3 separate regions of the Homo sapiens genome follow, and all the other regions are linked to region 3. Evidence: chromatin loops called from intact Hi-C (ENCODE). Cell type or tissue: heart right ventricle. All regions are shown on one strand. Region 1 overlaps PDE4D (phosphodiesterase 4D). Region 2 overlaps PDE4D (phosphodiesterase 4D). Region 3 overlaps PDE4D (phosphodiesterase 4D).

Region 1 (8,000 bases), 75 kb before region 3:
ATTTTTAATATTTTAAACTTTCATATATAATACTTTATTGATAAAAACTACATACAATATGCAAATACAGTGAAGAAAAGAGAGGCAGTCCCCCTTACCTTCACTCCTACCATTTTTTTTTTTACTCCTAAAAAATAACCACTACCAAAAGCTTGGACAGAGTCTTCCAGAATTTTTTCTGCATCTACAAACCTAAGTATTACATGTATACTTATTACATAATAATACTTATAATGAAAAGTATAAGTACTATTACATATACAATAACCAATTTTAAAATTTGCTTTAAAAACAACCACAGTCATATTTTGAACAGTAGCATCTCTTTTATTTTCAGATTACATAATGAATGATCTTACATGTAACACATAAATCCTAAACACTGTTCTGTCAGCAGGAAAGAAAAAAGTCCACTTCCATTGACTAAACTTCTCTTTATATTTATATTTGTAAGACTAATAATGTTTTACTTACTTAAACTAAATCACAAGTCTTAATTACATTAATGAGAAGTATCCCTGGGAAATGTTTATAAATGTTTATAAAAGTGTTAAAGAGATATCAAGGAATATGTAAGGTAATATTTTCATAGTATATAACAACTGACTAAATCTGAATTTAAGATATGCAAGAAAGGCAAACAATTCTGCAATCAATGAATCTGCTAATTTTATTAGCTTTATGAGCATAAGAAAATATATAAAGTTTTTCTCAATTTCATGCAGGCACATTTTTTTAAAATAATGCTTAAGAATAAATACTATAATCACTTTCTGCTAGAACGTGGCATATAAATAACTGTTCCTTAAATAAAAGCAACCTAGTATACACCTTTATTAAATAAACCCTAAATTTGGACACCTATGTTACAAAGAGACAAATAGATTAATTTTAAGGTTATTTGTATTTTGTCTTGAAATTAATAAAATTTTAATTATAACAGGCTGACCTTTAATAAGAGGAAGGGTATAAAATACAAGTTTGCCATGAAATCCCATTTAAAATGTGAATATCTCATAGCAATTTAATTAAGGCTGTAAGGACAAGTTAGTGTGGACTGCTTTTTATGATACTTGGAGAGAAACAAATAGAAAAAGGTAAAGAAGTAATCCAAAACATTGGATTCTTGCACAATACAACAAACTTCCAAACGTAATGTTTGGCTTTAGGGAATCCCGGAGGACAGTAGACAGATTTGGAGAAAGTAGACCAATGGAACACAAAATAGATTTATGTAATCAGAGTGAAGATGGTAAAGCCAGAAAGATGTGTCCCAAGAACAAAGTATTTTGGAGATCAACCTGGAAACAAATAAACATCTGAAAAAGAGATAAATGGCAAAGTTTTAGGTCTCTCTCATGGGAAGTCAACTGAAAAGGAATGAGGGTAGGGTGGTGGTGGAGAAATGCAGACAGCAACACTGGTGAGAAAACATTGTCCCTCTGAGCAATTTGAGGCCTGTGGCCTTTATGTGCAGAGGCACAAGAAGAGAGGCCGTTTGGGTTTTTTTAATGCTCAAGTAAACATGTGTGTGTGTATGTATGTGTATACATATATATACACACAAACATATATTTTCTCTATATACCAAATCTATAATCTATATTGATTTTATACATGTAATTAAATAAATAAATATAATAGATGTGTCTAATATTTGACTGATAGACGGATAATAAAATGGCAAAACTGTTACTACAGCTGATTATACCCTCAGGCCAAATTTTTTGGCAGCTGCAGTGATATACCCAAGCGGTTATATTATTAAGTCAGATGTAAGATTAATAACTGGAGAGGTTTCTATAGTGTGTAGTTAAATCTAAGAATCATGCATATATAGAGAGAGATTTATTTCTTACACAGAAATCATTCTATCCCCAAGTCTATGGAGAATATTTTTAGTTAAATGGAAAAATACACACATTAACAAATCAAAATATTTAAAAATGCATTTTAAATTGTGGCTTGACTTATGAAAATATCCCATACAATTTAAAACAAAAAATATAATAATTGTGGATAAAAATAGACTATGATAATCTCAGAGAGGTAAAGGGTGTCAATGTTACTCATCTCCTGAAATGAACAAATTATTTCCAATTGAAACCTGAATTTGAAAATACATCTCCTGGCAGTTTAGACAAAAAGAGAAATAGTTTGGTTAAACACTATTTTTAAAGTAGTAACATCTTTTCACATAGGAATGGTATAAATTATAAATGAGTTAAATTCATGTATATTATAAATTCTGTTTACTCATGTTGGTGATTTATATTAGCTATGGTAATTCATACAAGGATTTTAAGGATTTTCCAGTATTTATTGTTTGAGGAAAAAAAGGACAGGACTCTCCAAATTTGTTTGCAGATGCAATCTTTTCTTTAAATAAACTCAAGGAATAATTTATTGCACGTGTTATTTTGTAAGAAATGGCAAGTAACGTTAAGAGACAAAATCTTCATCTATAATTTATTAAAACTCACAGAAATACTGCGGATGGGGCAATTCTTGTTTCTGGTTGACTGTAAAACACTACAATAACAGCAAAGGCTAACCTATCCACAAAAACACAAGCTAAATTCCTGACGCAAATAATTTGAGTATTTACATGTGTGTTTGCCTGCTCACATGATAATGCATATTTTGCTGGCCTGTTTTCCTCCCATTCTCAACCACCTCACTTCAATCATTGCTTTTATTTCCCCAGTGTGAGGTATGATTATTTCCATTTCAAAGAGGTGAGCTTAGTTATTTATAATCAATCACTAAGAAAAACAAAATAAGACTAACCCCTAAAATAGCCATAAAAGTATTTTGTAAATACCTATTGTAGAAAAAAAAGTTACTTTGTTGGAAAATACTCCTTAAGGGCCATGCCATATGCTGATTAGCATATCAAATCACCATTGGGGAAATAATAGAACATTAGAATACATTGAAACTGACATATTTTTTCATCAGAGTAAAAGCATTAAAATAACCAAAAATATAATTACTAGGAATCATTTCTAATAAAATAAAACATAAGAGATGAATGAATGATAAGCAACTTGATATACATTTAGCCACATAGTTAAATTCAAGTTTGTTTCATGTGTATGATTAAATATAAATAACATTATTAATTTCTAACACATCTGTGCTAAAAGTGAGGGTATTGCTTTTAAAGACAAGGGCAAAGCCTGTCAACCACCAGCCTGCTTGCAGCAAGCAAAGAAGATAAGAAAACAAGCAACTGAATCAAACACTGAAAAATGACAAGTTTTCATTTTCAAAACTCCCAACATATCTGCAAGTTTCTTTCCTCCTTTAAAAATTATCATCAGATAAATTGTTACAGTCCAAGAGGAATTAAAAAAAAAATCAGCACCCATTTGGTTAAAGCACATGAGTTTGGGAACAAAATAAAGAATAAAAGAGCCGCCAATACTGCCTTCTTTCACAAAGCCTCGACATCACACAACTTACTAAATACTCAAGGAGTACGTCAATCTTAAAAGAGAAAAGGGGAAAAGCATGAGAGAAAAGAACGTTACCAAACTGCCTCTGCAGTCCTTAGGGAACTTGTAGATCGGGATCTTGGCTTCATAATAATGCTCATTTTGAAAAAAAATAAAAAGGAAAATAAGTCTTCAACTATTCTGATTAATACATTCTAACTGTCTTTCTGCAAAGAAGATTTTAAAGATATTCCATTTCCAAGGGAGGCTGCTTGAAGAAATCCAATTTTCCTGGAGTCCATCTCCTGTCCTCGGTCCAGCTCATGGGCAAGGTTCTAACACGCAGGAGCGCTTTCTTCCTTCATACTGAATTTACTCCAGTACTAGGCTGTTAGGAAGTGACAGTTTCTTCTGTGTCTTGCAATGCCAAGGGAGGAACTGAATTCTGAATTGATTCTTCATCTGGGTCACAAGGGAAACCAGCATAGTGAAAGAGTCACTTGATCTCTTTTTTGCAATTCCATAGTAACAGCTTTAAAGGTTTCTGACACTCGAAGAGCGCAGGTAGAGAGAGAGAAAAAGAAAATGACCGGGAGGTACTGTAACACGGGAGAGCTGTCAAGGAAGTTCCATTTCAGGGCAAGCACAGGAAAACACTCCTCTCCGTGGAGCAAAGAAGTCAGCCAAGGAACAAATCTCTCCACACTTTGGCTGGGTGGGCTGATTTACCTGCGAAAGTAATTTCTGTGTGTCCCTGCTTAGAATCCAGGGTTTTGTGAATGAGAACTATCATTCAATCTCACCAGGCAGAAACTATTCCTCAAGGGCTGTATGACGTCTGTAAGAAGGCAGTTCAAAACACCGCAGGGCAGTGAGAAAGGAAAAAAAAAAAAAAAAAAAAAGAAAAGCCCAGCGCCCAGCCTAGCCTCGTCAATTGCTGAGACTTACAAAGCAAAGGGGCGGATCAGCTCCAGAGACCAGCACTGTAAACCGGCCAAGCAGACAAGAGACCTCACAAAACTTATAAAACCATTTCCTTCTCTGGGAAATGAGATGTCTGTGTTATTCTGGGTAACATTCCGTGATCACCTTTACAAGGAACACACCCCTTGCCATTAAGTTGTTTATTTACCATAATAAACAAATGAATTTTATAAAAGTCATTCTTTCAAAAAAGTATTTCACTGAAGCACTAAAACTAAACTTTTCTCTTTAGAAGCAAAGTTGAGAGAACTTGATGACTTAGCAGCTGTTCATTTTGAGCGGATGTAATGAAATGTCATGCTTTGGAGTTGGTTGTAGAGATGTAAATTACCTCTTAAAAATTCAGCAGAGTGTAACAGGCACCCTTGGATCAGAACATACTGGAATTTTAAACTGAAAAATTGAATGTATTATTCCTGGACAAGTGGCTGCACGTATTAAGGCTGTTCCCTTGCACAATGTTTTCTAAACCTTATTTTTTTTTAAAAAAAATGCAAATTTCATTCATCTCTACACACAAAGACTTGGGTTTGCTAATCCTTAACAGCTCTTCAGTAAGGAATGAAGCTTTATATCTTGTCAATATCTCTTATTATTTCGAAGGCCAAAACCTTTCCCACCTCCTAAATATAAAATATTTTCTATTACAGTAGATATAATCTAAGCTGATTCCAATTGCTCCCAACAGAAGGAACAGTTGACCAGCCTGCCTATCTCTCTGAACATCTACACAGAGGATATATACTCCTCTGGGTGTGCCAACTTCAATTATTTTGGATGTGAATTACCAAGTGAAAATAATGTAAGCATTCTGATTGCTTAAATGGCATTAGCTAGTACGTTGGTTCTCTAGTCTGACGTGAACTTGGTGTTTATTTAGCATTTGCAGACAGGATGTTGGAGTGCAGTTGTGACCCACCCAAACAACTTGGAAAATGTAGTACGGCATCCGCCAGAGGCTCTGGCTGCTTCTTACAACAAACCCTTCATCTGCTCCCCTGGTCACACTTCAAGGTGCATTTGTGACTTAGTCTTCTTTCAATGACTCTCAGGCCTCTTACGGTAAATGCCAATAAATTGCTTTCCACATAGTTATCCCCTTAAGCTTTTCAGTTTCCTTATGACTGCCAGGGGACATTCACACTTTCTTAGCACTGTCCCATGTCTAGTATATTGCTGGCATTTTAAAGCAGGTTAATTAATCATGTATTTTTTTGGAAACTTAAAAGTTTTGTGAGACTAATTATTTTTAGGGGAGAGGGGATTTAGAGGAAGAGGTTTAATTTTTTTCTTATTGGAATTTAAATGTGGGAAAAGAAAGAACAAAAGCAAACCAAGTAAAATTAGGCAACTACTATTTATTTGAAACACTGTTCCCTCCATGTAAGGTCTACCAAATAGCTTCCAGTTGCCATTTCAGAAAGCAAATGACAATGATCAGAGAATGTAATGTCTGACTGTTGAGTTTTCAACTCTCCAGAAATAATTAGCCTGTGTTCTACCGTCCCCCAGATCCATGTTACAATGAGCTTATTTAGCCTGATGCTACTCCCTTCTCTGTCACACACACACAAGTTTAGTGCAGCCCCATGTGCTGTTCCTTGCTTACTTGCCCAACATTCTACATCTTCCAAGAATCTTTCTCTGAAAACCTAACACACTTATTGGGCATCTACTAAAGACTGTATAATAGTACCATAATGACTAAGAAATCGTCCCTCTCCCCTGGCAAAAACAAACTTAAGTGGGGAATCTGACAATGTATGGAACTAACCAGAATACTCAAAGTTTTTGGATTGGTACATCAAGGTTGCCATTACAGAGAAAGAAAGATGCGCTATGTTGTAAGACCATTGAGATTTAAATTTAAGTTTTGCTTCTACTCCTAATATTTAAGGTAGTGACAGAATAAAAAAAAAGTATGTATTTGATGTTACAGAGTTTTATCCACTTGTAAGACCATTTCTCACATGAACATTTCTGAAAGAATGTTTTGTTATCTAAGCATCCTGTAGTTTTCCCTCTGAAAAGCTTCCCCAAATGGAAAAGATATGGCATTTCCCTCGAAATTCCTGTTAGCATGCAAGCATATGATGGCATGCAGGCTGATGAGGAGGCCTGAATATGGGGAGACTGGATTTAGGAACCATGTGGCCCATGCTTTTGATCCAGAAGCTGCGATTATTTCTCAGTATTTCCCTGTTGTACTGAATTGTATAATGTATGGACCTTTTACTTTCTGGTTGTTACCACATTTCAATAGACTGTACCATAGATGTATACATCCATTGGGTCATCCATCTGTAGATGTTTTGTTGAATCAAATGACTATGTCATTTGATGTTTCTGAAACTTCAGTCATAACACCACCTTCATAATTCTTTCCATATTAGCATTCCATCTATACCATGATTTGATATTTTTCTTAATTGACTCACTTTTTAAAAAAACTTAAACTGAATATAAAAGGTAACTTTATATTTATTCTGTAAATAGATTTAATATACTGGTATAATTTGCCCCCAAAATATAAGATATATTAATAGAAAAAAAGGAGTCCAAAATAACTCCTAAAGTCTGTCTCATACCACTAATGGTGCCCCGATACAACTTGGCAACACTTACATGGAAAGCGTCAATTGCATACAGGTAGATTGTGCGCACCTAAAATGTGATCTCCCTTTCTCTTATCATCCAATGGTGAGCGTGACTTGTGAGACTTATGACATTTATCCATGGATTAAACATTAAACATTAAATGAAGCCAACTGAATGAGGTGTTACGGAGTAATTTTACTATACAACTCAGGTTTTCTCAAGTATTACTATTTTCAAATACTCTGCCTACTATCAAATCTTCTGTTCTCTAAATTCCTATTTTCAGATTACAATAGATATTCTATACTTTCCAATCTATCATGAGCATATTTCTTAGAGCCATATTATATATCAACTAAATATTCAGGCCTCTCAAATATGCTGAAATTCAGTACTCCAGATATGTCAAACTAACTTTTTAGAAAAAAAGACCAGGGGACTGCAGTTTTTACAGTTTCCTGCTATTCTCTATTGTACTCTAACGTTAATGAGAATAAGACACTGAACTCCTGTAGCAGTTCCTCATTATTGAGAAATATTGTGTTATTTTCCTTATCTGGAGGGGAATTTTGAGGCAATTTCTAGAGGTTTCTTTTATTTTATTACACTTACTAGGAATACAGTTGGATTCAAGGACTTTCCTACTGGCATGAACCTTGCTTGGAGCTACATTTCTTAATTCCCAAAGGAGAAGTCCGGAGTATTATATTTTGAAGGCTTTCCTATCTTCAGATTTCCTACCTCTTTCATAAACTGTCAGGTTAGGATAATAATAATAACTACTAATTATTAATTACCTACATGCTAAGTAGACTATACTTTCTTAATTATACATCACAACATCCCTCCAAAGTAGATGTGATAATAATAATTTCATACATAAAGAAAGTCAACAATTTGTTCAAAATTTTTGGACCCAGGTATATTTCATTCCAAAGCTTGCTCTTCATGATGTGTATGTGTGCATGTATGTATGTG
Region 2 (8,000 bases), 86 kb before region 3:
GGATTATGCACAGTAACAAAGGAATATATAACAGCACTCAAGCATAGTAATAGTAAAATGAGTTTATTTAGAGAGCTGACAAACAAGCTAGTAGCAGTTATTTATAGAAAGAAAAAGTTTATTTCTCTTATTAGTGAAATAGAGCCTCAAGCATTCAAAAAATATTTTAACTAGGGCCTATAAAAATAAAGGTCTCCCGAAGATTATCTGTAAAGACAGATTTTGGCAATAAGTGAAATAATGCCTTATATTCATTTTATGAGTTAATTTTGTATAAAATTCACTTTTTTCCAACTATTTTTTCCTGATGTGCCCTTTTTGTGTTCCCTCTCTACAGATACATTAAAATGTTCTACTCTGTATATTTTATCTTTGAAAACTCAAAGGCTAAATTCATTAAAATGAGAAAGAAATCTGTTGGTTTTAAAATTTATTTAAATAAAAATAAATTTAAATATTTAACTTGGCTGACACAGCCTTGTTAGGAGGTGATTAAGTAAACAATTTACCTAGAATAAAAATATCTCTTATTAAAATGGCATGGATTTCCAGGCCAGTAAGAAAAGAAAATATCTCTCTAACCCAGGGAAAGTATTTTGGTCTAAAAAATCAAATATTCCAGATTTATTTTATATTACTCCACCCCAAATTCAAGTAGGGAGGTTTTAAAATTATGTTGTTTACCACTGGATTTCTGGAAGCAACTGAAACACTTATATAAATGCACACTCCTACCAGGAAAGTAAAAACTATTCCAAGGATATAGTAGAAGGTGAAATAGAAGTCTCCTGCCCTATAGAAATACTTCAGAAAGTCACTAGACCATAAATTTTATGAAGCCGAGTGCTGTATATTTCACCATTGTCTCTCTAACAGCCAGCAGGGTACCTGTGGCAGAACAAGCTTAATAAACACTTAAATAAAGCAATAAAAAATGCACCTTTACTTTTGTAACTAATAGACCCACAGAAATAAAACTTTTCTTTAAGGACTATATATTTTAAGCTATAGAACTAGACTAAATGATCAGGTAGCTAGAAAATGTTTCTGTACAATACTAAAACAAATTACTTCCTCATTATTAAGGATTAAGCCTTAATTTCCTTCTTTTTTTTTAAGCCTAATTTCTTGCCATTCCAAATATTTAAGTCTGGGAGTGTGGTAAAGCTAAAAGCTGGCTTCACAATCGGAAAAGTTCACAATACAAGAAGGTAAGCCAACCCTAAGTTGTTCCCTGACTTTGAAGGTCGGGGGTCAATCCCTGTGTTAGGGCTCCAGGACAAGCTTGTCACTTTGGTTCAGCATCCCTCCTGTGGAATCTGCTCATATGTGACAACTGTGTGGGGTTTCAAGATGCACACAATGAGGTTAGAGTGAGCCTGAAGTGGTGGTCTTAGTACTTACCACCAACAGATTTCTTGGCTTCATATAAAAATCACCCATTGATAGAGTCAGAAGGTCAGCATGTCAGTCGGGTGATAACCATGTGCAACACATTTATCAGCATTTCTATATGCACTACTCTTTACTAGTTTATGACACGAGAAGAGTCATTCGAGCAGTCAGAAAATATAGAGGAAAACTTGGAAGTATATATTTTAGAATGGGAAACACAGGAGGCAATGGAAGGTGTGCCTAGATTAGAATTGCCAGTGGTGGTGGCAAACTAAGGGTGAAAGAAAGCCACAGGGAAGAGGCAAAAATCCTCCCGGATACTATACAACTCTTGCCATAAAGAGTAACTACTGTGTCTACAACTCACCCAGTACAATCTCCTGAAAAGTGCCATCTACTAAAAGAAAATTAAAAATAAAAATTGACTGTAATATTCTTTGTAATATGGAAGAACTCACTGTTCTACTTTCCATGCAAAGGACAGATGTTGAATGCCCATGATGGAGCAGGCATGGTGCTGGGAACAGGGGTTCATTGCTCTACAAAGATGAGCAAACCCAGTCTACTCCAAAACATGCTCACAGGAGAGGTACGTGAGACAGAAGACAATAATTGTAATCCTTCAAGAGTTAGAGAAATGTACAAGGTTTCATGACAGCACAGAGAAGAGAGTTTTAATTCTAATTGGGGAAGTCTAGGAAGGCCCTTCAGAAGAAATGTCCACTGAGGGTGAATCTAAGCAACAGAATTTGGATATTAAATCATACTAAAATAATTATTGTAAAATGACAACAGTTTAAAATGCTCAAATAGTCATATATACCAAATTATTATTTAAATAGAAAATCTGATTTTTACCCTGAATTTGTATCTCAAACAAAAGTTTGCTTAATTACCTATACTTAAGTGAGAATGAATGAACCATATCCGCATCAACAAGGGATCATCTTTCAAACATAATTTTGCAAGGGGGTGAGGGAAACAGCCAAACACAAAAGAGTACATGCTATATTATTCCTTTTATATAAAATTCAAAAGCAGGAAATTTAAAAAGTTTGTGATTTTCAAAATCAGGATCACTATTATTTTTAGTAGGTGGGGGCAGGGGCTTAAAGGGGCATAAAGGTGACTTTTGGCTGCTGGTACTATTTTTAATCTGGGTGGTGATTACAGGGGTGACCTTTGAAAATTAGAATTACTTATTTTTCTTCTTTGCATTTGCAACATCCAAAAAGAGTTTTTCTGTTTACAATATTTATATGTTCTTCATAGGTGACAAATAGACAAAACATATCAAAAAATACACATGTATTTGTATGTATGCATAAAACCTGTTTCTGCTACAATGACTTTATTTGCATGCAAATTTAATGGTGAGATTAGATATATAGAGTTATGATGAGATCATCAAGGCCATTTAAATGGCAAGCAGCCACACTATGTCCCTCTTCTGTCTGGCAGAGATCACCAATGGATCACAGCACATTTTCTCTGAGACCAACGCAGCTCTCAGTACATTATTCCAGGCAGCTACTGCTATTCGTAATTACAAGTTGCCCATAGATTAAAAAGACTAGCTATCTTGGTTTTAAACAATGCAGACTGTCTAATTCTTTTGATATTTACATGAAAAAGATCTTGCAATAATGGAGGGATTTCACATATATTTCTAGGTAAACATAAAATTTCATTCCTATGTACGTAAAATGATTTTTTCAGTTACACGAATACCTTTAAAAAGTTGTCTGCTAACATCAAATTTGCTTTTTTGTGTGTGTTTTATATTACCCTAGAAGCTCTTACTGATTCATATACTAGTAGACTCTTAACGAAACACAGAAAAGTAATTGGGCTATCTCTTTTTAAAGCAAAACACTCAGGGAATCTTTAATGGTTAATTTTTTTTCCCAAGCTGGTGAACTCCACCCTCAATCACACTTAATCCAATGTGCAGTTGTTAATTATAACAAAATAATGCTTTTACAGTTTGTTTTGTTTTGTTTTGGTAACTACTCATAATAAAATAGTAGATATCAGAGACAGGAATGCTAAATGCCTGCTCTAACGTATTGCATTCTTGACATTTCTAGCCCCTGTGGCTGTTCAGCTCATCCTAACACTTCACGCCACAAGAACAGACCTAACCAGATCTCTATTTTTGTCTGTTGTTCTTTAGAAATGATGGAGAAAGCATCTTAAGCCTTCTGCACTGAGCTGGGATGGCGGGACAAAGGAAAAAGGAGTCCTTCTCAGTCTGGTCTGATAGAGATGATGAGGCTCAGCTCCAGGGAGATAATAATCTGTGAATTACACAACCAGGAATGCACCTTAGGACTAGAAGAGTAAGGGATTTGTAGAGGTAGAGAATGCCTGGCAGTGTGATTACCGTAGGACCAAGCCACAGGGTGGCACCCAGTAGGAAAGATACATGGAGAAAGTCTTTACAAAGGTGCACCTAGAGATAATGCTCAGGTAGCTGACCATTCCTTTCAGATGAAACCCCTGCCTAGTTGTGCTTCCTTAGAGGGTTCTCATTGAGTTTTAAATAACTAAATCAGAGGTGGTTTAGCTTCCCACTGACCACTTCTTATTTTGCCACCTCCACTAAGTAGTTTACTTCTTTGACCCACCTAGATAGCAGTGTGTCTTCTTTGAATCACACTATTAACGTGATTTATCTGGAATACCTAGCTCTATATAAATGCTTAATTCTGACTGTGTTAAAAAAGACTACCTTATGGAAAAGAAACCCTTACAAAATGAATCAGCTTTCACATTTAGAGTTCTTGATTATTTAGAAAGTCATACCAATGTGTAAACTTCAAAAATGCATAATATAAGCTAACAGTTCCTGGTCACTCACAAGGAGCCAGCCATGTGCTAAGCACTTCAGGTAGATCAACTCATTGAACATATTAACATATACATCATTGCTAAAGGTAACATTTTATAATTAAGAAAATATGCGAATCATGAAATTATCTTATTTGCCACTCAAATTTAGGCAAGCCACTTTACTTCATTAGGCCTCAGTCTGAGGAATAAGACTAATGAGTACTGTCTAGGATTCATCATGAGGATCTAATGAGATAATTAGGTCAAGTGAACAGCACAGTGCCTGGCACATAGTTAAGTACACAATAAATACAAATTGCCACAATTTTTAATTCAGATGAAGACTATATTGAGAGGAAAGAAGTAAATTTAAAATTTCAAGATGCGAATTACAGCTACTTACTTAGCTATATGACATAAGTTTAGGAATTACATTATAGCTCAATACAAATTATAATAGAACTGCTTTCACACATTTGCCTGACAGACTAATTTTTAGCTCTCTTTTTCAGCTCAAACTTCATTTTTGAAGTTAAAAAAATATTTCTCCAGCCAGGCATGGTGGTGTATGCCTGTAGTCCCAGTTACTGGGAAGGCTAAGGCAGGAGGATTGAGACTAGGAGTTCAAGGCTGTAGTGCATATGATCACACCTGTAAATAGCCACTGTACCTCAGCCTGGGAAACACAGTGAGACCCTGTCTCTAAATATATATATATATATATATTCTTCAACAAATCTTTTTACCACTTAAGCATTGACATTGTTTTTAACAGTTTTTCTTGACCCTACTTGACTGGAAATGTTAAAGACTAGCAAAATGTTTCCAGCTCCACATTGGGGTTAGGGGTGGGGAAAATCAGATTATAGGTTATTCTCTGTGGTCTCTTTTATTTCAAAGGTTTTATGGTGCTACTAACTGGTCAAATGCCAGAGAGAAGGAAAACTGCAATTTATAGTCTGACCAGAGGAAGAGAGTCAATAAGCTGAACGAGTCAGGAACTAGCTAGATCTCCAAGGAATGGAGCCGTGTCAAAGTCCATGTTCTATTTCTCAATATATCTCTAGGGCTCACGGTTGGAGGCTTGTATACAAATCTTGGGGGGAAAGGCAGACAAATACCATAGGCAAACATGTTCTTGATATACATAAGATTAAAAGAAGAAACTTGAACAGTCTAGGACAGGAAGGAAAAGTATAAGTAGCAGCTTGTTGACTACTTTTCTAATACCATGAAACAGAACTATGTGTAGCCAAAGCAGTTTAGATAGTGAGGAAAAGCAAACAAAACAATAAGAACAACAACAACAAATATGGGATGTAGTTTCGACAGACCAAGATTTTTCTGCAGCACTGTAATTTTATAAGCTGTGCGACTTCAAGTTTTATTCATACAGTTTATTCATACAGTTGCTTCAACTGTATATAGTACTAAGTTCATTGTCTGTCAAAGAGTAGATGCCCAATACATTGTAGCTATCATTAATGAGGTTATGACTCCAACTATGACTATAGACCTAGAAGCTGCTTTCTCCAGCTAGCTGGTGATCTAGCTGCCAATCAGTTACTTGCTATTCTATAACAAAGTTGCAGTATCAGAGCAAAAATCACAGCCCGCTGTTGCCTATCCCATGTTAGAATGCCATTGGTTAAAAGTGGACACATTTTACAGTAATTTATCCTGACTAAAATAGTATCAGTCATATAAATTCCTTGATGCAAAGAAAAAACTCTGTGCCACATTGCAATGGAATGACATCCTGAATGTTAGGAATTATTATTTTCTGTATTCCATATGAATGTCTCAAGCAAGTTCACTAAAAAGAGCTCAATTTCTCATCTTTGATGTATTTTAAACAAGAAAGAGAATTAGATACAACGGGAGCACTTTTCTCTAGGAAGTCTGAAAACAATTACATACTGAAATTATGTTTAATGAAACATTTATTTTAACAAGTCACACTGGTGCCATCTATTTTACAATTTAGAATGAATATTTTGCAATATGAAATGAAAAAAGACCAAGAAGTCACTCACTAGCAGTTTTCAAAGGCCATAAAGAAGAATTGGTTTATCTATTGATTCACTCTCATTATATCTACTGACAACTAAGAGGAAATGGGTTAGAATTTAAGCAAAGAAGATTTGTATTAGATATAAAGAAAACTTCCTAACTCTGTGGGTTTAAAACAACAGGACTGCTTCCTATAAGGGTACTTTGGAAGATGCAATCCTTGGTGTGCATACATTCTACACCTAGTTTCTAGTTTTCTAATTTCTTATTCTTCCTCATGTGTAGTAGGGAAATGGAAGGGCTTGCAGGTGACCCCCTTTACCCTATGGCAGAAATTCTTAGGGCTGAGATGGGGGGCAAATGTCCTCTACACTGAGTTTCATTAATGGCAGCTTTTGCCCAGAGGTTGCCAGTGTTATTAAACAGGGTAGGGTGCTAGATGGTGGATGCTTAGTTCAAACTGGGCTGGAATTCTTCCATATTGGTCTCTGTATAATCTCTTTTTTCTTGCCACACTTCCCCAGCTCTTCTCTTGAAATATTCCCTTGTGTTTTTCTAACTCTTATTCTGAAGAGCAGTTCACCCTTCTGTTAGCTTCTCTAATTCGCATCCTCAGCCATCACCCAGGATGCTCATTAGGGAGCCAATCCCCTTAGAAGGCTTAGGACAGATAATAAATACTTACAATATTGCCCCTGTCATGCTAAAAAACTGCATCCATAGGTTCTGGCATTCTTCCTACTTTCCATACTTTTGAAATGCTTTCTAATTTAGGTCAAACTTGACAAAGAACTAGGCAATTTGAGAGCTGAGACATATCACTGGCACGGGCTCTCATTAGTTAGTTACCTGTACACAGTTATATTTAACAGTGTCTCACCCAGGCTTGCTGTCATTGTGCCCCATGTGGTACCCCAGCCCTTCCCATAGGCACCAATCCCTGGAGAGATTTGGTGCTTGTGGCTGAAGTATACCTTACTTCTGTCCATTTTCTAATATACCTTCAACCCCTGTATTATATTTTGAGATATTGGATCACCTCTGGAAAGGCTTCCAAGAAAATCTATATTGATTTTTTATTAAGACTGTGCTTTCTTTGTGACTATCTTCCTTACCAACCTAGCTAATATCCCTCAGGCCCTATTCTCTATACCTTTATCTAAACTTTGACAATTCTATATGTTTAGTATTAGTATTATTGGGAATATTTATACATATCGCTCAGCATCTTTCCCTAAAAAGCTTAAAAACTCCTTAAAGGCCTCATTAATATTCTTCCCCTTCAGTTTCATCTTAGAATCTACTTTTCTCAATCTTGCTAGTAATGGTTGGGTGGATCCATGACTAACCATTCGTATACTCATGGTTACCTTCATGTCATCATCCCTTCTGATTCAATAGAATTCACTACATGATTGGAATGATTGACAGAGGAACTACTAAGTGAGCTATTCCTTTACCTCTCCTAAAAGGCAAGTTTTAATGATAAGGCCAAAACCATGGTGTGCCTCAGATCCGTGGGGAAGAAAAAAAAAAGAGTTGCAGTCAGGACTAAGTATTATTGCACACATAACCACAGCCAGTTGACATGATAGAAAAAGAGGGTGGAGAACCCCATTTTGAAATACCAAAAGAAGCGTCTTGCTTCTGAAGAATTTCATACCAATTCAGCATTTCTTTACCAACAACCATACTCACTTCCTGAATTATCAGCTATGCATCATACAGTGTTTAGTGCATGATTTTCTCATTCCAGA
Region 3 (8,000 bases):
CAAACTCTGCCATTACATTCCTTTATCCATAGCAACTTCCAGTGGGTAATCCACAAATCAATTAAAGGCAAGTTAATTGCCAAAAAGGGATCAAGTGACAAGCATTGGAAGCATATTTATGGGTGCTATTCTCAAAATCTGTGTGTCAGAAAAGTTTCGTCCAGCTAGCTTTCCTTTTAATGCAAGATTTAAAATTTGTATTATTTCTTTGAAAATAAAAAATTAATCTCACAGTTATTCTTAGCTTAAGGTGTTTATGTTTTGTAGGCAGACACAGACACATATTTCAAACAAAACAAGGTTCCTACTATAGGACTATTACTACTGCTACCGATTTTTAACTTCCATTTTTCTTTGCTTTAGTATTTTCTACGTATAAAAAGTTTTGAGATAGTGTGAAACAATGTAATAGAAAGTATATTGTAAACTGCTCCTCTTCCCCCTACATCTTCTTTTCATCTTCCTCCTTGTTTTACTTTCCCTCACTGTATTTTTATAATAACAAAGAAGCAAAGGTAAATTCACTCAAGAGACTGGAGACTGAAAACAAGTCAGTAATGAGGTCAATATTTATATGGTTCCATTGACCTTGTGCAGTTCTGAGTTTCAGGCCTAGAACTACAAATGTACTCACAGATGTATGGAATGGATATGCTTGAACTTATATGCAAATAAATTATCAATTTCTTTGTAAAGGTTTCCCTGGCTTCCCCAAGCAGAACCTCTCATCTCAGTCTCTATTTATTTTATTTATTGTTAACTTGTTTATTTTCTGTCTTTCTCTACCAGAATGTAAACTTGATGAAAGCAGAGACCGCATCCATTTTGTCCCTCACTACATTCTGTTACATTTTTAGGAGTATTTATAAGTCAGTTGTTAATACCCAACAGTTATTAAAAATTAAATTACATAAAAATTTTTAACTATAATTAAACAAATTATATTAAAAACAATGGAAATAAGTATTCAAAACTCATAACTTCTGAATGATTTGGCTACATTTTGTATTATTATGTTTTTGGGGCAACTTATATCTACTGTATCTATATGATAGAAACACTGTATAGAGTACTATGTCTATGTATCTCTTGCCAACTCCACATTTAGTGACCTCTGCTGTTTGAAATGGGCAGGTGAGAGAATTTTTTGGCACAGAAATCAGCAAATACTACAAATAGTGCCCTTCCCCTCCCCCATAGAGAGCTGGTTGTGAACATTTACCACCTGAAGGAATAATCTTTTACATTCTGTTCTGTTCATTTTTGAATGTTTAATTCATTGTCATAACAATTTTAGGGTTTTGTTTTTATAGAGTTTATTTCTTTAGCTCAACACAAAGCTTATCTTTTTAAAGCTTCACTTCAAAGCTTTTTTTTTTTTTTTGGAATGTGGCTTACATACTTGTCCCCTTTGAACTGTCCTTTGCATTTGATTGGCTTAACATAATTACAGTAATATATATTTACTCTATTCACAATCCATCTTTCCTCTTTATCATTTTAGTTTTTCTCTTCCAAATTTACACTATTACCAGCTAATGAATTATATAATTTGAGCCATGTGCCATGGCTCATGCCTGTAATCCCAGCACTTTAGGAGGCTGAGGTGGGAGGATAACTTGAGGCCAAGTATTTGAGACAAACCCGGGCAAAACAGACTCTAAAATATATATTTTTTAAGCCAGGAATGGTAGGGTGCACCTGTAGTCCTAGCTACCCAGGAGGCTGTGGCTGGAGGATCCCTTGAGCCTAGGAGTTTGAGGCTGCAATGAGTGATGATCATGCCACTGTACTCCAGCCTAGATGACAGAGTGAGACCCTGCCTCTAAAATAAGTAAATAAAATAATACATTCAGACAAGTTTTAAAGTAGCATATAGTATTCTTCCTTTGCCAATGGATTTTTCCTTTGCTCTGATTCAACTCTGTGTGCTTATATAACCCAGCCTTACGGAAAATCAGACACCTCTCTTCAGACCCTTGTTGAAATTAAAAAGGCTTGTCAATTATAGTTTGAAAGTAGAAAAAATAATGGAAGTTAGGAGGAGGGAGAGCCAAGGTAGAAGGTGGGTATATGACTGTGGCAAAGAACATGATAGAAGCTGAGGCCTCCAGAACAAGGAGTACCAAGGTAAAGTGTATAGAATTGAATGCTTCCTCTTTTGTAAGAAGTATTCCTTATTTGCTCTGCCCAGATCAGACAGGCTTTGATCCAGCTGCTCAGTCAAGGTACTGTCTCTTAAAATCACTTGATGGGGGCTCATCCACTTCATGACTTAAGGACAAATGGCACTCGTTGAAAATCATAAAATCAACATTATGAAAATAAATAGTATAAATTTTATAAACTACTAATTAAGCATAAATATTCATACCTATTACCCATTCAAAAATGGTATAGTTTTAACTATAGTGAAAACCATTAACACACTGATGATCAGAAATATCCACAGCATGATTATAAACCCTTGGCAGTTTGGAGTGTCTTTTCTTCTTTTGTCACCTTGATTTTTTTGTACATCTCCTGGCATTCCACATTTGCCAGAGCTCTGTGCTGGTCCGTAGCCTGCAGGCCACCTTATAAAACCAATACCTTTATATTTATTGCAGAGTTTGTAATCTTTCTGCCTGTGGTTGTTCCATGTGCTGTCATGATAATACAGAAAACACTCAAACTGTATCTCCCCTCTCTATCTCTGTTTCTAGTCTACATTGATAATTGAGCAGATTCTTTTGAATGTTTGAGATGGGGCTTTCCTTCAATTTTGAAAAAAATGCATATAATGCATTCTACAAAAATGTTGTTTACAAAGTGGTACTTCCTTACAAAAACCCTATTGTAGCTGTTGTAGCAAGTGATTTTTAGACTTGTAAGTAAAATGTCTGAACATAATTTTACTTGGATAAGTCTTTCTCTTATTCAGAAACCTGTCCTTCCATGGTCATTGCCCAATTATGGCTCTTATACACTCTCCTGTCTGCAAGAAGTGTGCTCTGAATCATTCATTCATTTTGCTGCCTTACTGAAAGCACTGAATTAGATGGCATATGTATTGAAGTGAGGGGTGGGACATTGGAACAAAGATTTTCACAGAAGCACACAGAGCCAGGGTTCTAGCTCTGACCAGGCCGCTATCAAGTTGCATGACCCTGGGGCCTTTCAAGGTCTTCAAGCTCTTCAATGTAAGACAAATGAGTTTGAACAAATGAACCATCAGGTTCCTTCAGCTCTAACCCCCTCTTCCCATGAATGTGGCAAAAGGAAGCAGAGTATCCTCACACTTGCCATGAATCGGAACACATTTGCTAATAGGTTCATTCATTCAATACACAAACGCCAAGCACCTAATATGTACCACACACTCTTCCAGGCACTGGCCATACAAAGGTGGAAAAAAGGACAAAAATTGCTGCCATGTGGAGCTTACATTCTATTATTAATAATAGCTGACATTTATTTTAGTGTTGTCTATGTGCCAGGCACTTTACATGGCTAACACACTTAATCCTCATAATACTCCATTTTACAAATGAGGAAACTGAGGCACATGAAGTAACTTGCCCAAAGTCTCATAGCTATAAGTGATAATGTGAAAATGTGAACCTCAGCAGCAGTGTGGCTGTAGAGCTAGCCAGCTGTCAATCATTCCTGCACACTACATTTCCAAGGTGAGCCTGGGTTGTATGTGCAAGTTGCTTATAAGGTAACCATTTATAAGCCAGCTCTATTGTACTATTCTGTGACCAAGAGTGGTACCAATGATGATAGTTTATCTGAAAATGTATTTCACAAAAGAAGCTTCACAAAATTTGTGAAATGTTAGTGAAGACTTGGAAAATGCTATGAAAGAGTTGGCAGGTAGTCCTGCATTCACGTACATGCTTTCATCTAATCTGCACAACGACCTTATGAAGTAGATATTTTAATTTTCTATTTATGTACATGGAAATGGCTCAGAGAGGTTAGGAAACCTGCCCAATCAAGAAAGCAGCAGAGTTGGCACTGAAGCTGGGTCTGTTTGGCTCTAGAGCCAAAGTTCTCCTCCTATACCATGCTACCTCTTCCTACAATGTGCAATGGTTGTTAGTAGTATTGTTATTCTTAGATATAAATGTTGTCTATAATTTCTTTTTGTCAATTTAGCCAACATTACTCACAATTTGAAATATCATTAAGAAACCTAGTTTAATAGTCAAGACTATGCCAGTAGAATAAATAGACATGACACAGGATGGAGTTGACCTCTCGAGCTCAGAGAATCTTCTGGCTCCTCTGAACAGCTGGCCAAGGAGTAATATTTGGCAGTAAAATACAACCACATGACCAATGTTTTTGGCCAGATGAAATGAGCCAGATGGAAGCCCATGAAGCAAAAGCCAGGAGGGGGCAGAAGCAGACAATATAAAATAACGGATTCATTTTCCTTTTTCTTCTTTTTAATATAAAAATACCTCTATTTTGATGCTTTTGCTTAGCATTTCTTTAAACCAACATCAATTAGGTTAGAGGACAGTTTAGATATTATTTAACAAGTTTATATTTTAACTGATTACTAAGCCCTATTCTATAACAAATTACGTGGTGTTCTGTCTTCAGAGAAAAATTCAGAGTTAAGTAGAGGAAGATAGTACATCTGTTAGAACAATACCTCTCATTATGGAATTTTTTTCCTTGTGTGCTGATAATAGGATCTGGTGAGGAAGCTGGAGGTGGGAGAGGGACCAGGAGTCCTGGTTCTAACACAGACTTCCAGAATTCACACCTGTGCAGGTTTCTTAAACTTGCTCTGCCTGGTTTCCTCATTTGTAAGATAAAGGTAATGCTAGATCCACCTCCCGAGGCTGTTTTGGAGGATGACATGCATGAGCTAATGCATGTATGGGATTGGGAATGGTTCCTGGTGCATAGTAAGTGTCCAATACAAACTAGCTCTACTGTTCTTACTTTGGACTTTCTAACCACATATATGTGTGGTCTCTAGTCCCTGAACCTTCAATTCTTCTTCTCTTATTTGATACTAATTACACTCATCTTTTTCACTTACCCTAAAGAATTAAGTGAGATGAGCTGTGGCACACTAAAAACAACAGCTGTCACATCTGTTACATCTGAAAAGCTTTGAAAACTAAAAAGTGCTATGCAACAGGAGGTATTCTTGGGGTATGCAGAAAGTTACATCCCAGTGTATTGATTCACTGGTGGCATTCACTTCCTTTCTAAGATGTGGGTTTGAGACAGCTTTTTCTAATGGGAATTGTGCAGTTTGGTTGGGCAATCACTGATGTGCTACCACTCAGGTTTTGGTAGTAGCAAAGAGTAGCTATGAGACCACACTCTCCTATGATCCCTGTTCATATCAGCTACTATACAATTTCCAGATCAAAGTTGTAGATTTGGTCTTTACTTCCTAATAATATAGGAGGTAATTTAGGGATATCTAGATCTTCTTGTTTGGGCAAATATTGCTTTATCTTTTCATAGCCCAGATACCATTTGTACTTTTGTTTGTTGATCTGACTGTCATTAATCCTTCCTTCTACTGTTCAGTCTATGTCATATCAAATAAATTTACTCATTAGACCTTCTACACGAGGTACAAGCATGCACATATGTATTTAATTAATCACCTGTTTGGCAGCTCTGCTAAAATGCTGGGAAGGAAAAGATGTTGAAACAATTGGCAAAAATGAGATTTGGAGATTTTCTGAGAATTTCTATCCCATGACCCCTATTACTATAAAGGGCAAGAAAACTAGAAGACACTTTCTGTTTCTGGCCTGTGGAATGCTATGGAATAATCTCTGCCCTACATTCAAATGTACCTTGAGTGACTTTCTCTTCTATTTACATAGTACCTACCCCAAACTTGTCACATAAAATGTTCCTTTTAACATCCTTGTGATTTGTTCTCTTTGGAAGACAGAATCATCTCAAGAAGAGTAATTTTCTATTTAAAGTTTCCTTGAACACTACTGTAGTTTTAAGCAATAATATATTTTAAATCACAAAATTCCCTAGTGTTCTCTTATTGGAGTTGTCAGGGTCCACAGGCTTGCTAAATCTTTGCTCCTTGATTCTTTCTTTACTTCCCAGATCGTTTTTCCCCATTTTTTTTTTTTTAGGTACTATGTTTAAACAACCAATATAAACTTCTCCACATTGTTTTCTTGAGCACATCATTCTCCTCTTTCTTCTCTATAATACTTGGGAGGGGCGTTGCTCTAAAGTAATTAGGTGAATCTTTAAACATGTGTGCCAGAACCTAGGCAGATAAATCAGCACCTTGCCCTCAAAATTAGTACTCATCTTTGTAAGTGGTGCCCTAATGCTAACACTGATCCCATTACTGAAAACATGGTTGGCAATCTCTTCTGGGCTCACAGAGAAAAAGTACCTTCCTTATTATGTAACCCTCTGCTTTCTCTCTTTTTCTCTTCCTCACTCCTCCTTCCACGGCCCTGCTCCCCTCCTCTCCCCTGCCTTTCCTTCCCTCTCCCTCTTCTTTTCTCTTTCAATCCTTCTTTCTGCCTCAATCAAACTTAATAAGCTATATATTAATCTTTTCTTATAAAAATGTATTTTACCCACATAAGATAAAAAATTGTCACAGCTGAAAAACTTTCACATCTATTTTGAGCATTGTAAAACTGTTTCAGATTGTATTTCTCAAGAGTCAACACTCATTAAATGTATATGATTTGCTATTACTTTAACAAATCAGACACTAATTGAATTTCATATCTTGTACACCTGGCTTTCCTTTAGCCTGAATATTACCAGGCAGCAAAAGCCATGCCAAGGAAAAATATTCCAGTTAAAGCTAAGTGTACCCCCAGTAGCATGCATTATTATCCATTCAATAGCCAAAGAAAAATGACACTACAATAGGCACATTTGAAGATTTTACAAGATAAAAAATATTGCTCATAAAAAAAATTATAAGGGAGAAATTCAATGAAGAAATGTTGTCCAATGTCCAGTTCTTTCAGTTGCTTCAATAATGGAATCAGATCCAAAGCCTCTTAAAGGTCAAGATAAGCTTAAGTTACTTTCACCGCGTAAGGATTTTGTATATTTTTTAAAAAATAAGAAATGCAAAAACAAGGCTGTGACATTATGAGATATTTTACATGTTTACATCAAATAGTTTAACACCTTTAATTCCAAGAATGCTATGCAATAAAACTATGCTCTTCAGAAGATAATTATAGCATTTAACTGTGCGTGCATGTGCCTGTGTGTGGTGTGTATATGTGTCTGTATATATATAGAGTGACTCATGGTGCATTTGAGGTATTATGGTATGATAAAAATTTTAAGTTATATGATATGTACCTTTTTTCATTATTGTCAGTACATTGTCGTGGCTGAATGCGTAATCTCCTTTGGATACATGAGGGACCTGCAGAAATGCAAGAGCCAGTGGCCAACTGCCTTCCTACCTCCCTAACCCTTCCACTCAATTCAACTTATGATAGATATGATCATATCAAGTTGGCTATGCCAATAAAACATTATCGGGTGATGCCAAATAAGAAAGGGTAACAGAATACTTTATCAAATAGGCATTACTGGCATTTTTGCTGTATGTAAGGAAACTTCTAACCTCAAAGAGTTTGCAGTGCAACTGGAAAGATAAACTAGAACCTCCAAACAGTGAAAGCAGCACATATAAAAAAATTAATTATTCTGTGGGAAATTGTATATTCAAATTAAGAGGAAGTAAAGGAAGGACTGAGCCTCTCAAGCTTCCGAAGGAAACTGACTCATGATGGATATTTGAGATGTCATTCTCACCTCTTAAACTTGTTACAAATGAAACTTGTTAAAATTACAGATGTGAGGTATTCAAATACATGAAAAAGTCATTCTTAGCTGCTAATGCTTATATTTTGGAAAGGGTCAGAACTTGACCAAAGGAACCTTGAAAAAATATATTTATCATATAGCTTTAAATTGTTACAATACCATAACACCTCAAAATAAAAATATCTTTGCCA

The links. Peaks named below come from ENCODE experiments on the same cell type or tissue, not always from the same donor. Only the 100,000 strongest peaks of a DNase experiment are listed, where the experiment ranks them.
Region 1: a loop joins it to region 3, with 2.2 times the contacts of the local background. A loop is called at or near these places in 14 of 110 quality-filtered maps.
Region 2: it touches region 3 in a loop (2.1-fold over the local background); 12 of 110 quality-filtered maps call a loop at or near these places.

What each region holds. Positions count from the first base shown.
Region 1 is chr5:59,271,802-59,279,801 of GRCh38, forward strand. The region is part of intron 1 of PDE4D (phosphodiesterase 4D); the gene reads right to left. Among named protein-coding and RNA genes, the nearest start is that of PDE4D-AS1, 240 kb to the left of the region's middle. In heart right ventricle, no CTCF peak of the experiment used is centred here; DNase peaks (open chromatin) are centred at 4,147, 4,406 and 5,373; H3K4me3 peaks cover 5,363 bases; H3K27ac peaks cover 5,305 bases.
Region 2 is chr5:59,261,335-59,269,334 of GRCh38, forward strand. The region is part of intron 1 of PDE4D (phosphodiesterase 4D); the gene reads right to left. Among named protein-coding and RNA genes, the nearest start is that of PDE4D-AS1, 230 kb to the left of the region's middle. In heart right ventricle, no CTCF peak of the experiment used is centred here; no DNase peak of the experiment used is centred here; H3K27ac peaks cover 1,643 bases.
Region 3 is chr5:59,347,255-59,355,254 of GRCh38, forward strand. All of the region lies in intron 1 of PDE4D (phosphodiesterase 4D), which reads right to left. Among named protein-coding and RNA genes, the nearest start is that of PDE4D-AS1, 310 kb to the left of the region's middle. In heart right ventricle, a CTCF peak has its summit at 4,389 (motif pointing right); a DNase peak (open chromatin) is centred at 4,329; H3K4me3 peaks cover 2,423 bases; H3K27ac peaks cover 1,764 bases.